Regions from separate parts of the Homo sapiens genome. Here region 1 is linked to region 2. The links are chromatin contacts, found by Hi-C or POLR2A ChIA-PET in ENCODE. All regions are on one chromosome and are shown on one strand. Each heading gives the region's core, a stretch centred on a gene start or an enhancer-like site at or near the end of the contact. The rest is flanking DNA. Distances are from core to core; before and after follow the strand shown.

Region 1 (7,785 bases), core at 4,259-6,758, 360 kb after region 2:
GAGATTTGGAAACCGGATGGTTTTCCTGAAGAGAAGGCTTTAACACTTTCCTGAGTTTTGTTTGTTTGTTTTTGTATTTGAGACAGAGTCTTGCTCTGTCACCCAGGCTGGAGTGCAGTGGCACGATCTCGGCTCACTGTAAGCTCCGCCTCCCGGGTTCACGCCATTCTCCTGCCTCAGCCTCCCGAGTAGCTGGGACTATAGGCGCCCACCACCATGCCCGGCTAATTTTTTGTATTTTTAGTAGAGACAGGGTTTCGCCGTGTTGTCCAGGATGGTCTCGATCTCCTGACCTCGTGATCCACCCGCCTTGGCCTCCCAAAGTGCTGGGATTACAGGCGTGAGCCACCGCGCCCAGCCAACTTTCCTGAGTTTTAAAGCAGTGGTAGAAGTTTCCAGGTGAAGAAAGAGGGCAAAGTGCTGAGCCACAGTGAGCCACGTGTGGAGACCTGGAGGCAGACAGAGGCAGCGGGAGGGGAGGGAGAAGCTGAGGGATCAGGAGACAGACTATCTGGGGAGGAAAGATTTTTTTTTTTTTTTTTTTTTTTTAAGGAAAATAACTTTGTTGGCTGGGCACGGTGGGTCACGCCTGTAATCCCAGCACTTTGGGAGGCTGAGGCGGGTGGATTACTTGAGGTCAGGAGTTCAAGACCAGCCTAGCCAACATGGTGAAACCCTGTCTCTACTAAAAATACAACAATTAGCTGGGTGTGGTGGTGTGCGCCTGTGATCCCAGCTACTCGGGATGCTGAGGCAGGAGAATCGCTTGAACCTGGGAGACAGAGGTTGCAGTGAGCCAAGATGTTGCTATTGCACTCCAGCCTGGGCAATAGAGTAAAACTGTGTCTCAAAAAAAAAAAAAAAAAAAAAAAAAAAAAAAAAGAAAAAGCCGGGGGTGGTGGTGCACGCCTGTAATCCCAGCTACCCGGGAGGCTGAGGCAGGAGAATTGCTTGAACCTGGGAGGTGGAGGTTGCAGTGAGCCGAGATTGCGCCACTGCACTCCAGCCTAGGTAACAGAGTTTGAGATTCCATTGCAAATAATAATAATAATCATAATAATAATAGTAAAATAAAATTAATAAAAAATAAAAAAAACTTTGTTGATACTATAGTACAATGTATAGAATGGTAGAATGGCTTCTTGGGAAAGGGGGAATAGTTGGTGGGGTGGGTGGCTGGAAAGAAATGAAGGGTGACTTTTTCTCAAATGTGAGTGAGACGCAGCTCACAGTTCCATTCCTTGCACCCCAGATAGCTCTGTGGTGCCCCTTCTGTGGCCCCTTTGTCCAGAAGTGCCCCCTGGGGGTCTCTTTTTCCCATTTCTTCTTTCTCCATGACCCTCACCATTGGGCCTGATGGTTCATTTTGCTTTTTTGGTTATACATTCACCTCCTTTCATTGATTCTAATGGCTTTCACCCTGAACCCATAGCCCAGACCCAGCCTGGACAGGACAGCTCCCAGACAGGACAACCCACAGGATGTCCTTTTATAGCCCCAGGGAGCATTCCAAAGCACACTCACACCTCCCCCTCCTACTTCCTCCCTTCTGCCCTGATTTCAAACTTTCTCATCAGTGTTGGACTTTCTTTTTCGTTTTTCTATCTTTTCTTTTTTTTTGAGACAGAGTCTCGCTCTGTCGCCCAGGCTGGAGTGCGGTGGCGCGATCTTGGCTCACTGCAACCTCCGCCTTCCGGGTTCACGCCATTCTCCTGCCTCAGCCTCCCGAGTAGCTGGGACTACAGGCGCCCGCCACCACGCCTGGCTAATTTTCTGTATTTTTAGTAGAGACGGGGTTTCACCATGTTAGCCAGGATAGTCTCCATCTCCTGACCTCGTGATCTGCCCGCCTCAGCCTCCCAAAGTACTGGGATTACAGGCGTGAGCCACCGCACCCAGCCCAGTGTTGGACCTTTACCTCCTCTTGGTAGCTAACCATTTTTAACATTGGGTTAGTTTTTCCACAGAAGTAGATTTTATAGCATCACCTTTTGATTTCCATTGCTGCTGTCCAGATTGGCACTTCAAGCATGAATTGTTACAGGTGATTTGTAACTGGATGCCCCAGCCCCTGCCCTCCCAACCCTCTTTCTTTAGTTATATATAGTACCATCCTCAGGCTCATTTTTCTGAAATTGTTGTTGTTGTGTTGTTACTCTTCCCTCAGTGGCTCCTGCTGCCTGCAGGGTAAAGACCATATTTTTCAGCCAGGCATTTGAAGTCCTCTAAAGGAGGGGTCCCCAGATCCTGGGCCGTGGACCAGTGGTCCGTGGCCTTTCAGGAACTGGGCCGCACAGCAGGAGGTGAGCGGCAGGCGAGCATCACCACCTGAGCTCCGCCTCCTGTCAGATCAGCTGCAAGCATTAGATTCTCATAGGAGCACAGACCCTGTTGGGAACTGCGCATGCGAGGGATCTAGATTGTGCGCTCCTTATGAGAATCTAATGCCTGATGATCTGAGGTGGAACCATTTCATCCCGCAACCATTGCCTCTACTTTGTCTGTGGAAAAACTGTCTTCCACAAAACAAGTCCCTGGTGCCACAAAGGTTGGGGACCGCTGCTCTAGCACCTGACTTCAAATCATTTCTAAAATACATCTTGAACTCTCTGGCTCTGATTCTCACTCTTTTTTGCCTGTGCCATCGTGTTTCTGTCCCGTAACTCTGTGGATGCCATTCCACTTCCCAGGAGTGCCTTTTCCTTGTCTGTCTCCTGTCTCTTTCCAAGTATTTTCCAACATTTGAGACCAACTTGAGTTCAATTCTCACCTTCTCCATGATGGAAGGCTTCCCTCTCTTTTAACCACTTCATCTCACCTGGAAATCTCGTTCCCTTATGTCCTTCTGACACTAAATATGCAGCCACATATAAATATACTGGCTGAGTGGTCCAGTCGTTAAGCAGCCAGTATTGACCTCCACTCCGTGTGAGGCATTGTGCCTAGGTAGGCGCTGAGCTGCAAAGGACATTCGAGATTGGGTTCCTGCTTTAAGGGCATCACAGTGCCTTCTCCACACACGTGGGCTCAACCACCATGATGTGGCTTTGACAGCCACGAGCACAGAGGGGATAACACATGTGCTCTGCACCAGATGCCAGGATGTGACATTTGTTTTCGTTTTTGAGATGGAGTTTCACGCTTGTCCCCCAGGCTGGAGTGCAGTGGTGCAATGTTGGCTCACTGCAACCTCCACCTCCTGGCTTCAAGCGATTCTCCTGCCTCAGCCTCCCAAGTAGCCAGGACTACAGGTACATGCCACCACACCTGGCTAATTTTTGTGTTTTTAGTAGAGGTGGGGTTTCACTATGTTGGCCAGGCTGGTCTCGAACTCCTGACCTCAGGTGATTCACCCACCTTGGCCTCCGAAAGTGCTGGGATTACAGGCGTGAGCCACCGTGCCTGGCTGGGATGTGACATTTGAACTGAATTTTAAAGCAGTGGTAGAAGTTTCCAGGTGAAGAAAGAGGGCAAAGCACTCAGCCACAGCAAGCCACGCATGTGGAGACCTGGAGCCAGACAGAGGCAGCGAGAGGGGAGGGAGAAGCTGAGGGTGTCATTAGACAAGAGTAGACTATCTGGGGAGGAAAGATGATTGTTTTTAGGAAAATAACTGTTGATAGTATAGTATAGTGTGTAGAATGGCTTCTTGGGAAAGGGGAAATAGTTGGGGGGGTGGGTGGCTGGAAAGAAATGAATTATTAGGTGGTTATTGTAATAGAAATAGACACTAGAAACCAAGAAAAATGACCCTACTCTCTGTTGCCTCTGTATGAGTGTATGTCTGCGAGTGTATGTCTATTTCCTCAACCAGATTATTAGCCCGAGCTCTGCAGTGCGCGTTTTACCTGTTTATCTTTAGAATACCCACAGTACTTAGCATGTAACTATGTCCATAAAGGTAATTAATGGATGCTAATGATATGGTTTAGGCACTGTTTATCATCTTCCCACCAGACTTCAATGTGTAAAAAGTAGTGCCTAGCCTAGCTCATTGTAGACACTGAATAATTAAGAACAGACTGTAAAACGAGAAAGGAATAAAATATGCAACAATATGCAAAATTATTCAAAAGAATAAAGTATGCAAAAAGTATTTGCATGCCTTGAGTGCTTAAAGGTGACTTTGTGAGTGAACCGATGCCTCCCTATATGTGATTCCTGTGCAGGGGATGGAGCCCCCTGCCCACCTGGGTGGGGTTCAAGGTGGCACACAGCTTGGGTGGTAGTCTCCTATTCTGATGTGTTTTTCTTTCTCACTGCTTCCTGCAGATATTCTCTAAGCCGCTTTCATCATGGGAGAAATAGAGCAGAGGCCGACCCCAGGATCACGACTGGGGGCCCCGGAAAATTCGGGGATCAGTACCTTGGAACGTGGACAGAAGCCGCCCCCAACACCTTCAGGAAAACTCGTGTCCATCAAAATCCAGATGCTGGATGACACCCAGGAGGCATTTGAAGTTCCAGTAAGTTGGGGGCTTATCTGTAACCCAGGAGTGTGGTAGGGGACAGCCTTTGGTGTGAGGAGGTTCGGCTCATTCCCATGGCCAGTGACATGAGGCGGCTGGAGGTCCTGCATGTTCAGCACCTCCCTCCCCGCCCCCCAATGGCCCCGCTGACCCGTTCTGGTTTCGAGCTCTCCAGTGTCTAGATTTATGCTTGAACCACCCACATAGTGATGTCAGTGGCCTCGGCACTTGAATTTTACTATGAACTTTCATTCAAATATATATATGTAATCTAAGTGCATATGTATATGTTATGTATATATATGTAACTGGAGGGAAGAGTGGTCTTGTGGCTGGATCCCAGTTTAATTTACTGGTCATAGACAATTCCTCTCTCACATTGGTGCTTGTGCGTGTGTGTTTGTGGCAGGGGGGCTGTCGAACTCAAGTCCCGGTTACTGGCAAGAACAGTCCCGAGAGCATCATTAAAGAGCCACGTGTGTTTTCATGTGAGGGAATCAGGAGAGCCTGTGCATGCAACCCCACAGGGCAGGTGTGGGAGTATCGAAAAGCCTCCTTCCGAGCCTGCCATATGGCAGCCCTAGAGATGGGGAGGCCCTGCCACCGCAGGGCCCTGGACAGAGCAGCCTGGGGGCCGGAGGTGTCACAGGAGGAGCCGGCAGCCTGGGCCCCTCAGCAGCTGGAGCCGTTGGAGCCGCTGGAACCTCTGGTGCTCCTCACTTCTGCTGTTCTTCTCCGAGCCCCTGCCTGGCCTCTCCCAGCCTCCTCCTCAGATCGCTCCTGCGGGAGGATGAGAAGCTGCCGCCTGCTTCGTGCAGCTGGTGCACATCTTATTCCCGGCAGGAGAGGAAGTGGGAGTGTCTGGCTGGCTAAGCAGCAGGCCCACTCCCTCTCATCGGCTCAGTCCAGAGAACTCTTAACACTCCTCGGATCTAGTATTTTGGGTTTTCTGTCTGGAGTATCAAATACCATGTCTAATATTGTTTGTGGAGGAGGAAGATAACTCTTGAATTCCAAGCAGCCAACTTACAAACAAACTCTGGGAGCACACCTGTTTTTAACATAGAGATGATCTGTGTGTCATTCCTGTTGGCTAGAGGGGCTGGAATTTAGTAGTCGGCATTAACGTTGGTAACCCATCATTTAATCACTTATGGGATATGAGTCAGCGAATTATATTTATTTCAAAGAACATTGCTCAGAGCACATGAACTAACATTAAATGTCTCAGGAAAAGATAAACTCAGAACAGCTATGCTTAAAACCACCAATTTATTGCGCACTGCAAACAACCTTTGTGTTTTCTGATTTTCTTGTGGAATTTGTATCTTTCAAGGACTTGGGACAGCTTTGTATTTTGGTGAACAAAGCTATTGCTCATCTGCTAAAATCATAGACTGTTGAGGAGAGCCCCTGCCATGCAGTTAGAATTGGGCCTCCTGGCACACGTGGTCCGTATGTGCGCCACCTCACCCACTTTTTTGTCTTTGTTGCCAGACTGGTTCAGTGAGGTGTTTCGTTTCAGTGTTTCCTGTTGAGCACTGTGAAGGACTTCTGAGCCCAGGTTTCTAGCACACACATTCTATTACACGGTGTTTCTGAGTGGGTTGGACTGTGGAACTGGCAAATGCTGCTCTTGTGTGCACTCACTCCAGGGATCGTTGGACTGTGCTCACCTGCAGTTCTTCTTGAAACCAAAGAAAGTCAAGACCCCATTCCTAGCTACTATTTAGCAGCTATCCAGGAACTCCCTGCCCAAGAAGTAGTAATAGAAATGTGTTTTTATCTTTTAAAATGATTTTTCTTCATAATTTCTGATGGCTTATGCTTTGCATTTATAAGCCCTTTGTCTGGAAGGAACCTTTCTCATGCTCTCTAATAAACTCCTGTGCATTCTTAAAAGCCCTATCAGTTTTACCTGGATGCCTACTCTCTCAAGCAGGGCTTTTTCTTCCTTCCTGCAGACCACTTTACTCATATACCTGTCAGATGCACAAGGGAGCCTGGGTTCAAATCCCAGCATCTCCTACTGAGAGTTGTGCAGCGTGAACAAGTTATTTAACCTGTCTGTATCGATAAAATGAGGCTAATAATAAACTCGACTTTATACTATATGAGAATAAAAAAAGAGGTGACACAAAGTGTTTGGAGCAATTCTTGACATGTAGTAAGAGCTTAACTAAATAGTAGTAATGACATGCACGTCCAACTGCCTGCCTGTTCTGTCTATATCCCCAGCATCTAGCATGGCACCTGGCATATAGTAGCTGCTAATTAAATGTTTGCTGACTGTTAGAGTGAGTGTGAGTTTATTTTACAAGTAGAATTAATGCCATTGTTCGTTTTCACATGTCTCCTCCATTCATATTTTTCTTTTTCTCTTTTTTTTTTTTGAGACGGAGTCTTGCTGTGTCTCTAGGCTGAAGTGCAGTGGTGCGATCTCAGCTCATTGCAAACTCCTCCACCTGGGTTTAAGCGATTCTTCTGCCTCAGCCTCCCAAGTAGCTGGTACGATAGGTGCCTGCCACCACACCCAGCCAATTTTTGTGTTTTTAGTAGAGACGGGCTTTTACCATGTTGACCAGGATGGTCTTGATCTCCTGACCTCGTGATCCGTCCGCCTTGGCCTCCCAAAGTGCTGGGATTACAGGTGGGAGCCATCACACCTGGCCATATTTTAATTTTTCTAGTTTGGTCAGAATCTTTCTCTTAACCTCTGGGAAACAGATGTATTCCTTAACTGGCTGTAGAAAGTCACATATCAGCATTTTTATTGGTGGAGCTGATTCTGAGTCAGTACCTCATGCTGTTTAAGAGCAGCCACGGCCAGGCCAGCAGCAGCTGAAAGGCATGGGGGCTGGCTGTGATGGCCCAGTCATCAGGGATTGGGAGGAAGGTGACTACAGGGTTGTGAGAGACTCAGCTCCCCAGTCTTGCTTTAAAACCTTGCTGTGAAACTTTTTGCTGGGAATTCAAGGCCAAGTGTCTGACCCTGGAAACGTCCTTTGATGGAGTGCCCCAAGTGAATGACTTCTCATGGCTCAGTCACATTTGCCACGCAGCTGAGCTGGGCACGTGGCCAGAAGTCCCTGCAGTTTCCTTTGGGGATGACTGGTGTCTTTCCCTGGGGGTTGAATTTCCTGGGCCTTTGCTTATTAATTTTATTTTAAAATACGGAATTATAGGCAAAGCAGTCATTTAAAATGCAAATCCCCTAAACACTTCCTGGAACAAAGAACCACACCATCTTCTCCATGGTGTCTCCGTCCTTCTTTGTACCCTAAAAAAATTATTATTAAAGAGATCTACCTTTTGG
Region 2 (7,658 bases), core at 3,924-6,423:
TCAGGGCACATGCAGATCAGCAGGGTATTGAAACCAGTCAGATACGGCTTAGTTTCTGAATATCTAAATGATAATCCTAATGAATTATCTTGAGCACTGTGACAGGCAGAATAATGATCTTCCCAAAGATGTCCACATCCTAATCCCCAGAACCTGGAAATATGTCAGGTAACATGGCATTAGTCCATTTTCACATTGCTATAAAGATACTACCCAAGACTGGGTAATTTATAAAGGAAAGAGGTTCAATTGACTCACAGTTCCACAGGGCTGGGGAGGCCTCAGGAAACTTACAATCATGGCAAAAGGCGAAGGGGAAGCAAGGCATCTTCTTCACAGGGTGGCAGGAGAGAGCAGTGCAAACAGGGGAAATGCCAGACACTTATAAAACCATCAGATCTCCTGAGCACTCACTCACTATCACGAGAACAGCATGGGCGAAACCACCCCCCCATGATGCAATCACCTCCCTCCCTCCACACGTGGGGATTACAGTTGGAGATGAGATTTGGCTGGGGAGACAGAGCTAAACCATATCACATGGTAAACGAGAATTAAGTTGCAGCTGGAAGTAAGGTTGCTAATCAGCTCACTTTAAAGTAGATTATCCTAAATTATCTGAGTGAGCCCAATGTAATCCATTTACAAGCAGACAAGGAAGCAGCAGAGAGTCAGAGGAGGATGTGACCAGAGAAGAAAGTCAGAGAGAGGTGATGTTGCTGGCTGTGAAGATGGAGGAGGGGCCACAAACCAAGGAGAGTGAGCAGCCTCTAGAAGCTGGAAAAGGCAAGGAAACTGATTCACTTCTGGACTTTCCAGAAGAGAACACAGCCCTGCCAACACATGAATTTGAGCCAAGTGAAGACTTCTAACTAAGCCAAGCGTGAGACTTCTAAATTACAGAAATATAAGGCAATAAATTTGTGTTGTTTCAAGCAACTGTGTAATAATTTGTTACAGCAGCAATAGAAATTATTACAAGCAACTACTATGTTATAGATGTTATATTAGGAGCAAAGAATCTATGAGTATACTGCCTTATTGAGTCCTTGCAAAGAAGTATTGCTATCACTGCTTTTTAGATGCCAAACCAAGGTTCAGAGCAGATAAGCAATGGACGAAAAGTCCTGTATTAGTCCGTTCTCCCATTGCTATAAAGAAATACCTGAGACTGGGTAATTTATAAAGAAAAGAGGTTTAATTGGCTCATGGTCTGCAGGCTGTACAGGAAGCATGGCAGCACCTGCTTCTAGGGAAGCCTCAGGGAGCTTTTGCTCATGGTAGAAGGCACAGTGGAGGCAAGCGTCTTACCTGACAAGAGCAGGACCAAGACAGCGGGGAAGGTGTTATGTACTTTGAAAAACCAGATCTCGTGATAATTTACTGCCTCACTGTCATGAGAACAGCACTGGGGGGATGGTGCTAAACCATGAGAAACTGCCCCTGTGCCTCCAAAGCACTGAGCACCAGCAAATATTTAATGCTTAACAGACTGCCTGACTCATACTTGAATACTTGAAGAATCAAAGATGCATGGATGGATGGATGGGTGGGTGAAGGGGTAGATGAGTGGGTGGGTAGATGGGTGAATGGGTGGGTGTATGGATGGATGGATGGATGGATAGATGGTTGGTTGTGTGGATGGTTAGATGATTGGATGGAAAAATGGGTGGTTGGATGGATGGTTAGATTAATGGCTGGGTAGATGGAAGGATCAATAAATGCGTGGAAGTGTGGATGGGTGGATGGGTGGATGGATGGATGGATGGATGGATAGATGGATGGATGGATAGATGGTTGGGTACATGGATGGTTAGATGGTTGGATGGAAAAATGGGTGGATGGATAGATGGTTAGATGAATGGTTGGGTGGATGGGAGGATCGATTAATGAGTGGATGAATGGGTGGGTGGATAGATGGATGAGTGGATGGGATGCATAGATGGGTGGGTAGGTGGATACATGGTTTGATGGAAAAATGGGTGGGTGGGTGGGTAGATGAATGGATAGATGGGTGGGTAGATTGTTGGATGGATGCATAGGTGAATGGACGTGAGGGTAGGTAAGTAGATGGATGGGTGGATGGATGGATGGATGGATGGATGGACTGGTGGGTGGATGAGTGGGTGGATGGGTGAATGGGTGGAAAAATGAATGGGCAGTATAGTAGCCATTCAGAGACTGCTAAAGTGCTGGAAAGTTGACACAGAGCTACGTAACAGTCTTATTTGATATTTACTAATAATACAGTTCCATGGAGAAAAACATCAGCTTATTTGACTTAAATATGACATGTATTTGCAAATCTCATGAAGAGAAACTCACACTGCTTTTCAAAAAATGGTCCTGCCCTGCAGTGGTGCTGACATCAAGCAGTGTCCCAGAGAGGGGAGGAAGCAGACACTGGCCAGAGATCCATTATAAGGGCTCTTGGCTCATTAACTTTCTACTTCCATCAGTGGCCTTGTCACCTCAGTTAACCTTCTTTCCATCTCATTTCACTCCCCCTTCTCCCAGAAATCCATGATACTTCCATTTTCTCTTCCATTAGGGCACAATTAGGAAGGTGCTTGGCATGTAAGGAAGGCCCAATAGATATTTGGCAGTGTTTATTAATGAATCCCACTGTTCTTCTGACACATCTATCCCCTCTAGTCCTTCACCCACGCAGCTACCAAAAATATCAAAACAGCATGAGATGTCATATTTTAATGTGTAACACAAATGAAATGTGGCCTGCTTGCTACTGATTTAAGGTCTAGCTTAGTCCTGTGACTCATTGCAAGTCAAACAACAAAAATCCTTGAAGAGTAAATAGCAAAATTTCCTAAAAATTTCCATTAGACTCTCTCTCCCTAAAGACCCTAATCGTTGCTTTCTTTCTCCAAAAACAAGACAAGGGTGGGGCTTTCTGAACTGGCTCCGGACACCCTCCCTCCTGCTCATCCAGACTTTTCTCTCCTCTTGCTCACTTCCTGCCATTTCACATGCAATCGAATTTCAACTTCCCAAATATATTGTGAGTTCCCCAGATCTTCTCACTCCTTTTCCATGATCAGTGCAATTAAGACATAGAAATCAGAAGGTCGACATGTGAAAAAAAATGCTCAACACCATTAATTGTCAGGAAAATGCAAGTTAAAACCACAATGAGGTATTACCCCACACCTGTCAGTATGGCTGTTATAAAAAAAAAAAATGATAACAGGTGTTGGCAAGGATGTAGAGAAGAGGGAACCCTTGTACATTATTGGTGGGAACATAAATAGGTAAAGCCAGTACGGAAAACAATATGGAGGTTCCTCAAAAATTAAAAATAGAACTAGCATATGATCCAGCAGTCCCACTACTGGCTATATATACAAAAGATATGAAATCAGCATGTCAAAGAGTTATCTACATGCCTGTGTTTACTGCAGCATTACTCACAATAGCCAAAATAGGAAATCAACCTAAGTGTCCAGCAACAGATGAGTGGATAAAGAAAATATGGTGTAAATACACAATGGAATACTATTCAGCCACTAAAAAAAGGAAACCTTGTGTTTGCAACAACATGGATGAGCCTAGAGGACATAATATAATGTTAAATGAAATAAGCCAGGCACAGAAAGACAAACACCACATGATCTCACTTACATGTGGAGTGTTAAATGTCAAATCATATAGAAACAGAGAGTAAAATGGTGGCTACAGGGAAAGAGGAAGTAGAAACGGGAAGATGTTGGTTAAAGAGTATCAAGCTTTGGTTAGACCACAGGAATAAATTCTGGAGAGCTATTTTACAGCCTGGTGACTATAGTTAACAAATGTTAATAATAGCAATGTATGCTTGAAAATTGTGGCCCAGGTGCAGTGGCTCATATCTGTAATCCCAGCACTTTGGGAGGCCGAGGCAGGTGGATCACCTGAGGTCAGGAGTTCGAGACCATCCTGGCCAACATGGTGAAACCCCATCTCCACTAAAAATAGGAAAACTAGCCAGGAATGGTGGCAGGCACCTGTAGTCCCAGCTACTCGGGAGGCTGAGGCAGGAGAATTGTTTGAACCTGGGAGGCGGAGGTTGCAGTGAACCAAGATCGCGCCACTGCCCTCCAGCCTGGATGACAGAGGAGACTCCATCTCAAAAAAAAAAAAAAAAAGGCTAAAAGATTAGCTCTTAAATGCTCTCAACACAAAAGCGTGATAAGAATGTGAGGAGATGGATACGTTAATTAGTTTGATTTAGTCATTTCACAATGTATACCTATATCAAAACATTGAATGTTATACCATAAACATATACAATTTTCACTTGTCAATTATACCTTAATAAATCTGGAAAAAATTAAAATTTAGAAAAGAATATCTCACAATTATAATATTCTTTTAGATATGCTTTTCTGGAATCATTTCCTTTGTATGTTACGGATTAATGTATAATATATGAACATTACAGCAAGGTAATTCAATCTTTGCCTTCCGATCTTTGTGCTGTTGTTATCAATAATTTTATTTCCACATATGTTAGACATGGTTACTATCTTTGCTTTAATCAGTCAAATATATTTTAATAAAAGTTTAAGATGAGAAATAAAAACTAAAATAAAATAGAAGCCAGGGAAAGTCTTGGAATAATTGTTTTTAGTATCTGTCACATGTGATTTGTTGCAGTTAGATTTCATCAAAATGCATTGGCTTTATTTGGAGAAGGCCATGGCAATGTTGGAGCCCAAGCAGCATAGATAATGTGCGTATATTTGGCACTAGGGGGCGATATAGCATTGCTTTCAGCCCTTCACTGTCAGCGCACACGCAAAATAAATGAATTCCCGCTAAGGAAAATCATTCCCAACTTTTCTTCTGCATCTCAAGTCATTGGCTCTTACGTCACTTGGCAAAGCACTCTGAACAGCAGGCCTCGAAGGTCCATTCTTTAAGTTACTGATTTATCGATTTTGTTTGCTGGTGTTTTCACTTAATCCTTGGTTTGCTTTCACTGAGCTCTGAGAGTTTTTTTAAATTGGTCAGTCTTGCTAGAATTCCAAACATACAAACAAAAAAAAACTCTACTGTTTACAGTAATCTACCATGGATCTAGTGGTTGTCTGGATTCTGGCACAGGGACTGGCTCTGGGGGGCAGCTGAATTCTGATGGAAGAAAGCACTAATGCTAATGTGGAAGGCCTGCGCTTGGCTGAGTCCCAAAGGAAGCAATTCCAGGCCCTGACCCCAGGCTGGGCCCCTGTTTCTCGGTCACAAGGGAGGCCAGCTAAGACTTGTGCAACCCGGCTCGAAGGATGTCGAAGCACCCTCAATTTCATATGCAAATGAGAGCCAGTCCAAAAAAGGATTGCAGGGTTTCCCAGAAGGTCCAGCTCCTTGGAGGATTATGAAGCCGCCAGCTGATTTCACATTCCACCTGATTTACAGCATTAACTGCAGATTTTTTTTTAAATATCTAATACGATATGATGCCTACGTGTATCAAGATGGCTCTAAGGAGCTTTAATTTGCATTGGGTTTTTTGGTTTTGCTCAGTCATAGCATGTTCTAGGAGCTACTTGTATCAATATCAAGAGGGTAAGTCCCACCAGCACTCTCAGGAGGAGGCCTTCCTGTAGGTATTCAGGCCCTTGGAAGAAGGGCTGTTGGCCCTAGAATTTACCAAAGGGGCAGAACTCAGGCCCTCTGTATTCTGACGGTGAAGTTTGTGGTTCCCCAAGGAGGAGGAAGAGATGACACAGGTGCTCCCCAGGTGTCTCTTGCCTCCTGGAATGGCCGCCAGAAGAAGTGAAACAGCTGAGCTATGAAAGCTGTAAACTCAGGAGCACAAGGAGGGCAGGGGCTGGGTCCTCCCTCAGAGAACCACAGTAATGAGCACAGAACTCAGTCTGCACCAGGTCAGCATCTCTGTCAGATGGTGCTGGACCAGGCGTCCTCCCTACCAGGGCCACCACTTGGGATGTTGGACGTGAGGCTCACAGAAGCAAGTAGGAGCTGAGATCTTGCCCAGATTTCCTGTGCCACACAAAGAGTCCACAGGGCTGTGCATGCCCAGACGGGCATTCCTCCCTAACTTCTGGAAAGTCCCTGGGGGACTTAGAGGTGGCTCTGACATTGACACGGTGTGGCAAGGAGGAGCTGTGGCAACGGCGAACTGATTAAACTTTGGCTTCACCACCCAACTCCCTACCACCTCCCACCTTAGACACTATAACCCTCAAGTTTTTAAACAACTGGGGGAGCAGGTAGCCCTAAGAAGGAGATACCAGCCTTTCTGCTAGTCAAGAATGACTTCGGAGCTGGGTGTGGTGGTGTGGCCTGTAACCCCAGCCACTTGTGAGGCTAAGGCAGGAAGATTGCTCAAGCCTGGGCATTCGAGGCCAACCTGGGCAACATAGACAGACCTCGCCTCTAAAAAAAATTTTAATAATGATCTTGGGTTAGTTTTCATTTTTTAAGAGATGATGAGACCACGTGTGTGCTGCAAGTTTGTGAAATAACGCATCAATAGCGCTCAGAGTAACACTCAGACGGCAAAGAACTTATCATAATGCCTTTTTTAATGCCAAAATGAGTCTTAGAGAGATTAAGTGACTGTTGCACAGATAATAAATGAAAGAAATGTGAGTACCCAGTTTCTCTCCCCAGTACTCTAATTGATAGATTTTGGAGCAATAGTCCTGCTTTAATAATTAATTCATATTGCTGCATGGATGAGCTATGGGATATTATAGCCAATTCTACCATAAAATATATCATTAAAAAATTTTTTGCAAACTAATTCTTAATTTGGCTAGCTGAGACCTTGGACTAATTCCTGGAACCAAACCCTCTCATTTCTACATCTGCATGGTGACAGGATTGACAGGCGATTTCCAAGGGCCCTTTCAACTGCAGAATTCCCATAGTCTGAGCAAAAATAAGCATTGACTATACAACAGAAATTAAAATAGCTTTACAACAACACTGCCAGGAATTATTCTCCAGATCGTGCAGATGAGAAAACCAAGGCTTTGAGAGATGAAGCCTCTTGGACAGGATCACTCAGCTGGTCAGTAGAGAGGCAGGATCATGAGCATGTGGCTGCGAAGCCCACACTCCATTGACACCCTACATGACCTGCATCAAACAAAATACTCTTCCCTTGGTTTCCCCGCCAATGTTACACACTATGATTCGGTCCGACATACTCTGGGAGAACTCACCACCAGTAGGAGTATGTTCAAACATGGTCACTCAAGGAATGGGGAGTTTGGTGGGGAATTGAGAGTACAGACGATGTGTACAGTGAGAGGCATTATTTGACCAGCAGGCCTGGAAGGAGGAAGGGCTGCCATGGAATCAGGGGATTCAGTCCCCTGGAAGGTTCTGAAAGGCAGCTCAGAGCAGAGGCAGTAAACTAGTGGCCTGCAAGCCATATGTGGCCACAGCTGTGTTTTTGGTGAGCAAAGCACATTTTTAAATTGAATGAGTTGCCAACATTTTTAGATTTTTTTTTTAATCCAGATTTGTAACCCAGGCGGTGCTGGAACTTAACAACAATAAGCTGGAGTAGAGGAGCCCCATCCCCCTGGAGCTCTGCATCTCTAAAGTCACCATCCTGTCTAGTTTTATTAATTTAAGTTAGCTGCCTCTTCAACCACTCCCCATAGGCAGTTGAGGTTAAGACCCTT

Evidence for each region. Hi-C counts contacts between places; a loop is a spot of excess contacts on that map. ChIA-PET counts read pairs that join two places held with the same protein, here RNA polymerase II (POLR2A). Pooled maps may share reads with other maps.
Region 1: a loop to region 2 is called in a pooled map, with 3 times the contacts of the local background. The contact joins two enhancer-like sites. A Hi-C loop is called at or near these places in 2 of 168 maps with a recorded cell type or tissue (HepG2 and IMR-90), 1 of 37 single-sample maps with no recorded cell type and 1 of 50 pooled maps. POLR2A ChIA-PET finds 5 or more read pairs at or near these places in 3 of 52 experiments (AG04450, GM12878 and activated T-cell).

Annotation. Positions count from the first base shown.
Region 1 is chr13:98,208,948-98,216,732 of GRCh38, forward strand. It overlaps FARP1 (FERM, ARH/RhoGEF and pleckstrin domain protein 1), which reads left to right. Exons shown (of 27, transcript NM_005766.4): 2 at 4,273-4,466. The coding sequence starts at 4,296. Among named protein-coding and RNA genes, the nearest start is that of MIR3170, 4.3 kb to the left of the region's middle. Within about 2 kb of position 5,509, at least 18 of the 41 ENCODE cell types and tissues checked have a DNase peak (open chromatin) inside an H3K27ac peak, as active enhancers do.
Region 2 is chr13:97,850,943-97,858,600 of GRCh38, forward strand. No RefSeq gene overlaps it. Among named protein-coding and RNA genes, the nearest start is that of IPO5, 99 kb to the right of the region's middle. RefSeq lists enhancers at 5,535-5,604, 5,635-5,754, 5,775-5,874. Within about 2 kb of position 5,174, at least 4 of the 41 ENCODE cell types and tissues checked have a DNase peak (open chromatin) inside an H3K27ac peak, as active enhancers do.